Linked DNA regions of Mus musculus: region 2 is linked to region 1. Evidence: chromatin loops called from intact Hi-C (ENCODE). Cell type or tissue: gastrocnemius. All regions are shown on one strand. Each heading gives the region's core, and the rest is flanking DNA. Links, peaks and the distances in the headings are about the cores only. Region 1 has its middle 16 kb from the start of Gm10445. Region 2 overlaps Exoc6b (exocyst complex component 6B).

The links. Peaks named below come from ENCODE experiments on the same cell type or tissue, not always from the same donor. Only the 100,000 strongest peaks of a DNase experiment are listed, where the experiment ranks them.
Region 2: it touches region 1 in a loop (5-fold over the local background); 20 of 42 quality-filtered maps call a loop at or near these places.

The regions. Positions count from the first base shown.
Region 1 is chr6:84,404,895-84,410,269 of GRCm38, forward strand. No RefSeq gene overlaps it. Among named protein-coding and RNA genes, the nearest start is that of Gm10445, 16 kb to the right of the region's middle. In gastrocnemius, for the core only: a CTCF peak has its summit at 3,088 (motif pointing right); DNase peaks (open chromatin) are centred at 3,105 and 3,814.
Region 2 is chr6:84,910,298-84,915,672 of GRCm38, forward strand. All of the region lies in intron 6 of Exoc6b (exocyst complex component 6B), which reads right to left. Among named protein-coding and RNA genes, the nearest start is that of Exoc6b, 160 kb to the right of the region's middle. In gastrocnemius, for the core only: a CTCF peak has its summit at 2,335 (motif pointing left); a DNase peak (open chromatin) is centred at 2,346.

The sequences.
Region 1 (5,375 bases), core at 77-5,076:
TGGACCCTACAGGCACTGCACTCAAGGACATGTCGATGTAGACATACTACTAACTAAAGATTTAAAAGGAAAACTGCAGTCCAAACTTTCACCGTCTTGAAATACCTAAGGACATTCATCCCAGTGTTTTTTTTTTAAATAGTCATGTAAAGTAAAAGCCAAGAACAACAACAACAACAAGGAGCTGCTCGATTATGTTGTAGAAAACATTAATGAAATGGAGGAAAGCTTAGGTTTTATATGCAAGAGGAGAGGGTGAGATAAAAAGCAGAAACAGGGATGGTGGGGGGTTCAGCTGGCAAAAGCACTTGTTGCCCACGCCTGGTGAACGGAGCTCTATTCCCAGAATCACGGAAGAAAAAGAAAAGATGTTCTGGGTGCAACCCCAGCACTCTTGTGGCAGTATGGGAGGCAGAGACAAGACATTCACTTAGAAGCTCTGGGCCAGCTAATGTGTAAAAAAAAAAATACAGGGCAGGGGCAGAAGCAAGAGAGCCCCTGCCTCAACAAGTAGAAGGTGAGAATTAACTCTTGAAAATTATCCTCTGACCTCCACATGTGCAGTGTGCATCGAGCCTATGTGCATACCCCGCCCCACCCATGCACACGACCATAGGCTTGTGCTATGGTTTGAATATCACATGTTTCTAAAAGGCTCATACATTGGAAAACTTGATTCCAAGATAATGGCACCTTTTTTTTTTTTTTGAAGGATGTGGGGCATTTGGGAATAGAACTTTGCAGGAGAAAGTGGGCCACTGGGGGGGGGGGGCAGGCCTTGAGGTGTTCTAGCCTGGTCCCACTGTAGGTGCAGAGGGATCAGCCATCACTGTGACTTCCTCTTCCTGATGGACTGCATCCACTTTCAACTGTGAGCCAAAAATAAGGCCTTCCTCTGTCAAGTTGCTTCTTGTTAGATGTTTTAGCCCAGCGTTTAGTAACCACTACAGCCTGGAAGCTACTGTACCACAATGTTCACAAAGTGATTTGCAAGTATGGGTTTTAGTGTAGCTTTTATTTAAGGTTTGTGCAAAAGAGGAGAGAGGGGGAGGGGGAGAGGGAGGGAGGGGAGAGAGAGAGAGAGAGAGAGAGAGAGAGAGAGAGAGAGAGAGAGAACGAACTATAGAATAAAAGAGACATGCTGCAAGTGGATGAAACAGTAGAAGACACAGGCTCTTCTTAAAGGTTACCTCCAGGGAGCACTCCACCTTGAGACGAGGGCCAGCCCTATATTCTGATGATGGTTTTCATAGGGTACCTCCTCACTCCTGGTCTTCCCTCTCATCCCCACTCAAAGTGCTCAGAAGTCTAAGATAAACTGACATGCTGTCTCCAGAGCAAAGCCTGCCACAGCCCCACCAGGCATCTTGGATGGCAGCCTGAGGGAGTCCCAGGGCATCCAGATCCCCCAAGTCTGGCTCGGACAGCACTGGCCCCGGATCTGTAGCTGGACACAGACAACAAGACCCTGTCTCCCAGCGTTCAACTGCTCTGAGGTATGTACAAGGACAGCTAGCCACAGGAAGTGGTGACAGAAGTTAACAGAAACGAAAAGGACCCATGTGAGGAAGCCACGTCTTTCCTTCCCAGACCCCGTTTTCTCTCCCTGGGCTGTGTTCAAACCCTGCTGTCTTTGGAGGGAAATCCATCCCATGTGTTTCTTATTCATTTCCTCTTAACTCATCCGAATCCTGTTTTGAAAGAGGCTATTGGATGGGCTACAAAGCTGTAGCAAAGCTCTCTGCTGCCACGCCTGCTTGTGGACTCACCAAATACCCTCCTAATCCATCAGGCTGTGGGGAAGACTGGCCCAGTATCTTCCTGCTCCCTGGTCTCTGCCCCTTGGAGTCCTTCCTCACCACTTCTGCCATCTGGTGAGCTCTGGGGCTGGAAACCTACATGCCCATGGGGGATGAGACTGTGAGCTGGGCAAGACCAGACATGTGAACCTGAATAGAAGATATGGGGTTCAAACAAAGTTGCCTAGAGCATCTAGGGATACCTAGAGCAGAGTGTGACAGAGCATAGCTGGCCATAGGAACCTCTGGAGGGGCACTGTACACCCCTCCTGTACATCCTCACTGTGCTGTACAGTTGAGCACTGGAGGAAAGGGGTGTCTTCCCAAACCCATGGCCAGAGTCTGAATCTCAGCCTTCTAAGAGTGAATTTGAAGGATGAGACCACATTCCAGTAGAACGTGACAATTGGTTCCTATCCTCGTGGTCTAGAAGGTTCTAATGGATCTGCTGAGGCATGCCCAGTGTAAGGTATGGAGGCATAAGCAAGTTGTCCTGAGAAGACATTTGGAAGTAATTAATTCAAAAGACATGAAGCGTGCCAGAGCCAGAAAGGACCTTAGAGACTGTTATGTTCCACCCCTAGTCTCTGCCGTATTTCTATAGATCCAGCCCCCGATTAAACCCCCCACCTCAGAAGGTTTTGAAGAAGCCTAGACACCTCCAACTTCTGCTTTTGAAAAATCATTGGGCAGTAGCAAAAGGCCAAACCTACATCAGGCAACGCCTAAGGTGAAACCCAAAGGGAAGCCGGGATAGATAGGGATGAAGGAACCCGAGTCCTTCTGTGTGACCATCAACACAGACTGGACCTCTTCTGCAGCATCTCCCTCTTCTCATAGTCACTGGCAAGGACAAATTCTTCCGAACCTGGTAAGAAGGTGTATGCAGTCGGGGACCAGAGGCAAATGGTATCCTGTTGGAAACTCAGGGTGCAACTGAGGTGGCTGGAGACAGTAGGGAAGACGAGGGACAGTGTCAGAACTATTTTGTAGAGAGCTTCTGTAAGTTGTTGTCATGCAGCTAATAGTGTGAACACCAGAGTCTGTATCCTCCTGTCTTTAAAATCCATGCAACCACAGGCATAGCTGGGGGTGGGGGAGGGGGGGAGAAGAGATACTAAAGAAGGGTCTGTGCTAACAGTTGCTCAGGCTACATCATCAAGGAGACGGGCACAGAGTTGGGAGAATAGGAGGAACATGGCTGCTCACGACTGGAAGGAAGACAGACCACAGCTGGGCAGTAAGTAGCAGCCAGTTGGGGGTCTCGGCTGCCACAGCCTTAATGGTCTGTGTCGGTTGCACTCAGAAGCTACCAGCAGGTGGCAGTATTTCAGAACAAGAAGGTTAGGACTGGTGGAGAGATTCTGGTCCTTTGCGTGCCAGGAATGTTTGTCAGTATCTCATGGAAGCATTATTGGATGATCGTTAGCCCCATTTTACACATGAGAAGAAGGTTTAGTAGCTTTCTTGAGGAAACAAAGCACAAGAACCAAAAGTCTAACCCCGCTGTCTAACTCCAAATCTAAGCTGGCTACTGAAGAGCATAATTCATCCCATTTGCATTCCACTAAATTTCCACCGTGTAGTAAGATCATGATAGAACTTGATACTCAAAGCTATTTAGACCACACCCCTACTCCAGGAACCAGACAGCCTATTGATTTCACCAATGACAGATTGTGATACCCGGTGACCATGGTTATGGGTACACCCAGGGCAACAGTTAGCAAGCACAGTGGTCCCAGGCTTGGTCCTGGCTCACACATGCACTGGCTGGGTGGCCTTGGGTATATCAATTGCTGTCTCAGGGCTTCTGTGTTTCCATCTATGTGTGACTGAATATAATGTCAGCCTTTGGAGAACATGGTAAGAGAACACATTTGAAAAATTGGCCATGGAGTTGGTAGTGTGTTTTACTGAAACAGCAAATATCAACTATGACAAGCAACAGGAGCCAGACGGGTAATTAAAACGTGTTTACCAGGCTGGACAGTTTGGCTGGCAGAGGGGAGCATGGCTTACAGCCAGGAGAATAACATGGGTGTGGAGACTTGATAGCCCACGATTCCCAAGATGACACGGTGGTGGGTAGGCAAGGAGCTCAATAACCCTCTTTGTTCCTAGAAATCCGGACATGACAGTGTGTCTCAGGACTGGGGAATATAAACCCTCATGCATTTCAGACTCAACCAGACTCAAGTAGATAGAGTATTCATGGTCATGAGTGTGGTGTGTGTGTGTGTGTGTGTGTGTGTGTGTGTGTGCTCATGTAGGTGCATGCACACATATGTAGAGTGCACGTGTATGTCTTTGCATGTGCTATGGAGTCTAACAGTTGGAAACCAGTGTCCCCCATCATTCCCCACATCATTTTTTAGGCAAGGTCTCTCACTAAATTTGGAGTTTATTAGTCTGCTAAGCAGGCTTCTGGGACTCCGGAGATCCAACTATCTCTACCGCCCAACCCTGCCTCCCTACCGAGCATCTATATAGGTACTAACATTCTGAATTTAGGTCCTCATGCCCATGGGACAGGAACATCAACTGGGTAGTCTCTAATCATTATGGTATCATTATCATAAAAAAAAAGACAACAACACACACACCCGCGAAACAAAACAAAACAAAAACAAACAAACAAACAAAACAAAAACAAAAACAAAAAACAAAAACTTGCAAACCCACTATGTACCCAGCATTAGCCCTGGCCAGCTTTGTTCCTTGCCACATTCTCATGTCATCTCTGGTACTTCTTCAGACACTGCTCTGACCTCACCTGAGCCAAGCCCCTTGACCCCCTTCCCATCAGCCCCTTACAGGCCCACCCCCAATCTCTGCCTGGCACAGGGCAGCAGCATGGCTCCTGTCAGGAGTTCCTAATTTGTTCGACTCCAGTCTCTCCATCTGTGGTTCCACCATGAGGAGAGGAGGACCCAGCTGGGAAGATGGTAACAAGACTATTTATGGCCTCCTGGATATCTGAAATTAGTCGGAGGAGGAGAGCTGGAGAGCGGCTGAGTCCAGGCCTCAGGGTCTGCAGGCAGGTGTCATTGGAGGCCACTCTCAGAGGGGAGAGGAGAGGTTCTACAACTACAGGGCCTCGCAGCCTCTTCTCCCCACCTTCACTTCTGCTTCCAAGTCTTCAGAAGTGGCAGCAGAGACACCTTTGTGCTCGGCCCCAAGCTCTGCATGCCCCAGCCTTGCTTTCCGACTTCTGGTCTTCTTCTCCAGAAGAGATAGAAACAAAAACAAGTGGCTCTTCTGGGTAGGCGGGGATGATGGGCAGCCCTCTCTGCACAGAGGTACATTCCTTCCTTTGACCCTCAGCCCCTCAAACATCATCACTCATTCCATCACACACAGCTGGAGCTAGGGGAGACCATGACAGGTGGGCCAGCAGGGAAGAGGGGATGAGGCACCATGGCCTCCCCCCAACCCCCAACAAGACAGATATGTCCCCTCTGGACATGCTGGGGGAGATTATTTTAACAAGCACTTTTGTACCAGGAAATCAGTGTGTTTAACCTAACAAGCAAAGCACGGCCCAGCGGGGCCCATAAATCTAGTTCCCACCTA
Region 2 (5,375 bases), core at 176-5,175, 510 kb after region 1:
AGAAGGAGAAGGAGGGAGAGGAGGAGGAAGAAGAAAGGAGAAGGAGGGAGAGGAGGAGGAAGAAGAAGAGGAGGAGGAAGAGGAGAAGGAGGAGGAAAAGAAGAAACAACAATAACAACAACAACTTGCGTAATCTGTTTAAGCCCATAGTATTCCAGAAACATTTCTCCATAAAACCTAGGCTTTCTGTACCATGCCAAGGTGCAAGATTTGAAGCTCATGACTTCTTATAAATCAATATATTTCTCTTCCATGCCAAGCTGAAATTAGTTCATGAGAAAATAAGTGTCACTGAATCTAAATGAGATTAAGGAATTCAAGATAAATCTTCATATTAGAAGTTAGTTAAGACTCTGGTCAAATGAAACAACTATAACAGGCCAGAAAAACTAGAACTATGTGAGCTAGTTTCAACCAAAACAAAGTAAAAAAGAATCTACATTCCAGAGATTTGAATCAATGCACAAACTTGTTTCTCTGCATATTATCCATTGACATTCTGGGTTCACTTACATCAAATCCATGCCTTCAGTAACAAACTAAACTAGAGCAAGCATTCACAAACAATTCAGGTCTATACAAAAGGCGAGCATTCATGATCTCAGGTTAAGTACAGCATTCTTTCTACACCTCTCAGTGAGACAGCACTGCACCTACTACAGACCACACACCAAGGACTCAGGAATTGGGATCTCCACGCCTTCCTATTCCAAAAAGCAGATTTTCAATTGCAAAGTGGCTGCTTGTTCCCTTCTTTTTCTACTTTCTTTCAGAACACCAAAGTGAGAATTATAGGGTCAGCTTTTTTTGGGGGGGAGGTGGTTTTTTGTTTGTTTGTTTTTTGTTTTGGTTTTTTTGAGACAGGGTTTCTCTGTGTAGCCCTGGCTGTCCTGGAACTCACTTTGTAGACCAGGCTGGCCTCGAACTCAGAAATTCTCCTGCCTCTGCCTCCCAAGTGCGCCACCAAGCCCAGCAGTGTCAGCTTTGTAACACAGAGTAGTCAACTCTGGTCAAATATACTAAAAGCAGGAAAAGTAACAGATCATTGTAACAACTCAAATAATGATGAGAACCAAGTGTGGTACTAGTGCACACGGGAGACAACTGATTTGTCAATTTGCGAGCTGAACATGATAGAGAAGAAATGAAATGAGAACAACTCAAAGTATTCTGGTCTTGATAGCTAGACAGTGAAGCTACCTTCAGAACAGAGACCATGAAAATTATGGGCTAAATGAAGAATCATTAAGGTGATACCATGAACCTGCTGGATACACAGGTAAAAATGGCATAAAAACACTAAACAAACAAAAAATGGGAATGGGTCTAGGGAAGTGGGGGGGGAGGGTATGGGGGACTTTTGGGATAGCATTGGAAATGTAATTGAGGAAAATACTAATAAAAAAATATTTTAAAAAAACACTAAACAATGATTCTCTCAAATTGAAAAAAAGAAATTCTTTCCCACTGCAGGAAGCCTCATTCCAGACACCTAACACACACACACACACAGAGAGAGAGAGAGAGAGAGAGAGAGAGAGAGAGAGAGAACAAGTGAGATACAAGTTTCTACATGAATGCAGCAGATGACAAATGGAGTCTGTATGAGAATGTGATCTGGCCCCTAAAATTACAGGATAACCTACCAGAAAGAGGCAGGGGGTTGCACATAGCCATAGCATTACCTAATGTGAACTGCCACTGTCAAGTGTCGGTACCTATGAAGCATCCTACGCACACCATTAAGCAAAGGCTTCTTGTGGAATGCACCTCTCAGCTCCAAGACACCTTGCAGTAAGATTCAGAGTTCAAAAGGAAGACTCTCTCTTGTGAGGCTATGCCAATGCCTGGCAAATACAGAAGTGGATGCTCACAGTCATCTGTAAGATTGAACACAGGGCCCCTAATGGAGAAGCTAGAGAAAGCACACAAGGAGCTGAAGGGGTTTGCAACCCTATAGGTGGAACAATAATATGAACTAACCAGTACTCCCAGACCTCGTATCTCTAGCTGCATATGTAGCATAAGATGGCCTAGTCGGCCATCACTGGGAGGAGAGGCACTTGGTCTTGCAAACTTTATATGCACCAGTACAGGGGAACGCCAGGGCCAAGAAGTAGGAGTGGGTGGGTAGGGGAGCAGGGTGGGGGGAGAGTATAGGGGACTTTTGGGATAGCATTTGAAATGTAAATGAAGAAAATATATAATAAAAATTGAAAAGAAATAAAAGAGGAAGATTTATAACAAGAAAAAAAATGCCTAATGCCTTTAAAAAAAAAAAAGAACACGCAAAACCCAAAGGCACCTGCATTTATTGACACAACACTGACCTCTAGTGGTTCAGAGTTCACAAACGACCTCAGAAACTGAGGAGTGCAAAGGCTGAGTAGTAATGGGGGAGGGGGGGAGGAACAGGGTTTGGGATTTTTCAAATTTTTGTGATATAAGAAATCTTTCTCATCCAAACCTTGAAATTTACTGATTCCATAACCAAAGCATGTTTGCTTTGCTTCTCTTGCAATAGTCTCATCTAGTAACAACCAACAATCAAATATACCTAGTAGTATCAGCAAGATTGAACAAGTGCAAATGAAAGACCTTGAACTGAAACAAAACAAAATACCCTGGCTGCCTTCCTCTAACAATGACAGGAACCTACGCCACTGTGGACTGTGGAAGCATGAGCTCCCTAGCACTGCTCGGATGCAGTCCCTGGAGCACCTGCTGCTGCAACACATTAGAACCCCAGCACTGCATCAGTATCAGCAGCAAGCACAATGCATACACACAAGACACTACTACCGACCCCCTAAGCCTCATCCCTCATTCTGGCTTTATCAGAAATCTGGGCTACAAATCCAGAAGAAAATGAACACAACCTCAGGGACTCAGAAGACATTCAACTGTCAACCCCAGGGCTTTCCTAACTCCATAAGAAATAACAGCAACCCTCACACAGGACAGGTAAAGATATCCCTGACTGGTTGCTGCAGTAGCTGGTTCCACAAAACTCCTCAGAAAGCCTGACAAACTAAGGACCCAGACCTCCAAGAACTAGACCATACACTGACTCCTCGGCTCTCTTTTCAGCCCTAACCTTTATTCCTGACTCTCTAGATCTATTGCTGGATGATAAATCTCATATCAGACTCCTCATTCCTTCAAAGAAATAAACACTGAAATGCGATTATTAGCCTATTCTGAGTCTAAAGCCTAAAGGACAGGTGATGCAAGAGAGAAAGAGAGAGAAAGAGAGAGAGACAGACAGACAGACAGACAGACAGACAGAGACAGAGAGGCAGAGACACAGAGACAGAGAAAGATCTTCCATGAAAGGACTGCAAAGCAGTGAACTTCATCTGGAATTTGGCATCTCCAACGTCATAGTCAAACAAAAAGATGGGAAAATAGAACAGTAATCAAAAGAGAGAAAAAGGTATTGCAAGATCACAAAAAGCTACTTTCATGGACTCTGCACAGAAGTGTGCTATTATGTCATATCTAAAGCCATTTTTGGTAAGATTACACTGATTACAAAGGATGTCCATCCATAGGAGAAAAAAAGTATGATTATAATGCCTTGGCACTTTTCTTTTTTTATTACGAAAGGTGCTCACTATCCACTTTAAAATTAGTCACTAAACATCAAAGAAAGCACTAATGGAATTCAAAGGTAATGCAGAAAGTAGGCAACATAACTATAATCTGTGCACCTCAAAGGGATTAACAACCACAATTTAAGAAAGTCCTGTGACTCGACGACAACAACAACAACAACAACAACAACAACAACAACAACAAAATAATAAAAATGAACAAAGGACTTGAATAAAAACTTCTCTAAGCAAGCATGTGAAAGAAGCTGAAATCATTACTTATGCTGGGTAATCTTGACTAACAGCTTGATTGAATTAAGAGGTGATTAAAAGACTAGTACAGCAAACATCTAGGGGTGTATCTGACAGTATTTCCAAAGAGGACTAAATCCTAAGTGCTCTTTCCTAATGAATGGATTTATGCCTAGATAAATTTATTATGTGATGAAGGTAAAAAAGAAGCCTGGCTAGAGGACCAAAAGTCATTGAGGCATACCCTCAGATTCTAAATACCAACAAGCCTAACGCCAGCCCTATACTTTCTTTTCCTGCTTCCTAGACATCATGTTGTGAAGATCTCTGCTCCTCCACATCAACCCCACAATAAAGAGAGAAAACTCTAAAACCAAGAGCCAAAATGAGTAATTTCTTTTTTGAATGGTTCTTATCAGGCACTATGTCACATCAGTGAGAAAAATAATCAATATGACAATGACTGCGGAAATATAAACCAAAAAAAGCTGCAAAAAGACATCATCTCGAACAGCACTGCAGCTCCTCAAAGTAAGGACCAGCAGAAGGAGCTGTGGGAAAGAGTTTATCAGGATCACAGAGATACCGCAAATACCAAGGGATAAAGATGACAGTGATAGTCACTAAAGAAGTATGATAGATAACAACAATAATGTAATGCTAACTTAAAAATTAAGGAAATCTTCTGGCATGATACAATAACAAATTACAAGGCTATAGTGCAGTTCAAAGAGAATGAAGAAGCACAGCAGGCCCAGAACTGAATACAACAGAAACGATGGCTTGAAACATTTCAAACCTATAACTGCCGTGTTAAGAGCTTTAACTGAAAAGCACATAACAAACATGAACAAAAAGCTAAAGTAAGCAGACAGAAGAAAATTCTAAGAAATAACCAAAGCAGAAATGCCAGAAATCAAAAACTCAAGGCAAACAAGAATGCCTTTGATGGGCTCCTTAGCAGACAGTACACAAGCAGAGAACAAGATCTCTGAGCCAGAGATAGAAGAACAAAAAATTTAAAACTAATATATATCCGAATATCCAAAAAGAAAACATCAAGATCTGGGAGGCAAAAACAAAAGATAAAACCCACATGAGAGGAATAGCAGAGGAAGAGGAGACCAGGGAAAGCACGAGCAATGGAAAGGCGTGACTGAGTCTCCACAGACTGATGCCCCACACCAAACCACACATTCAAGGACACCAAACCCCATGTTATTCAACAGGTAATATAAAGCTAAAACCGCCACACTTAAGCATTAAACTTCAAAAAAGTCAAATATAAAAACTCAAGGCAGATCCCAGAGCAAACAAACAGTTTCTCTAGAGAACAAAATAATCACACTTGTTTTCTCATCGTGGACCATTTAATCAAGACTATAAGCTCTATGTGTAGAATGTGACATGCAGCATTCTGTAGCAAACTGAAAAGAAGTCTGAAAACAAGTTGTTGCAGGAGCAATGAGCCACCAGCAATGTCCTCTCCCCTCTTCCCCTCCTCATATATTCACATTAAAAATGATA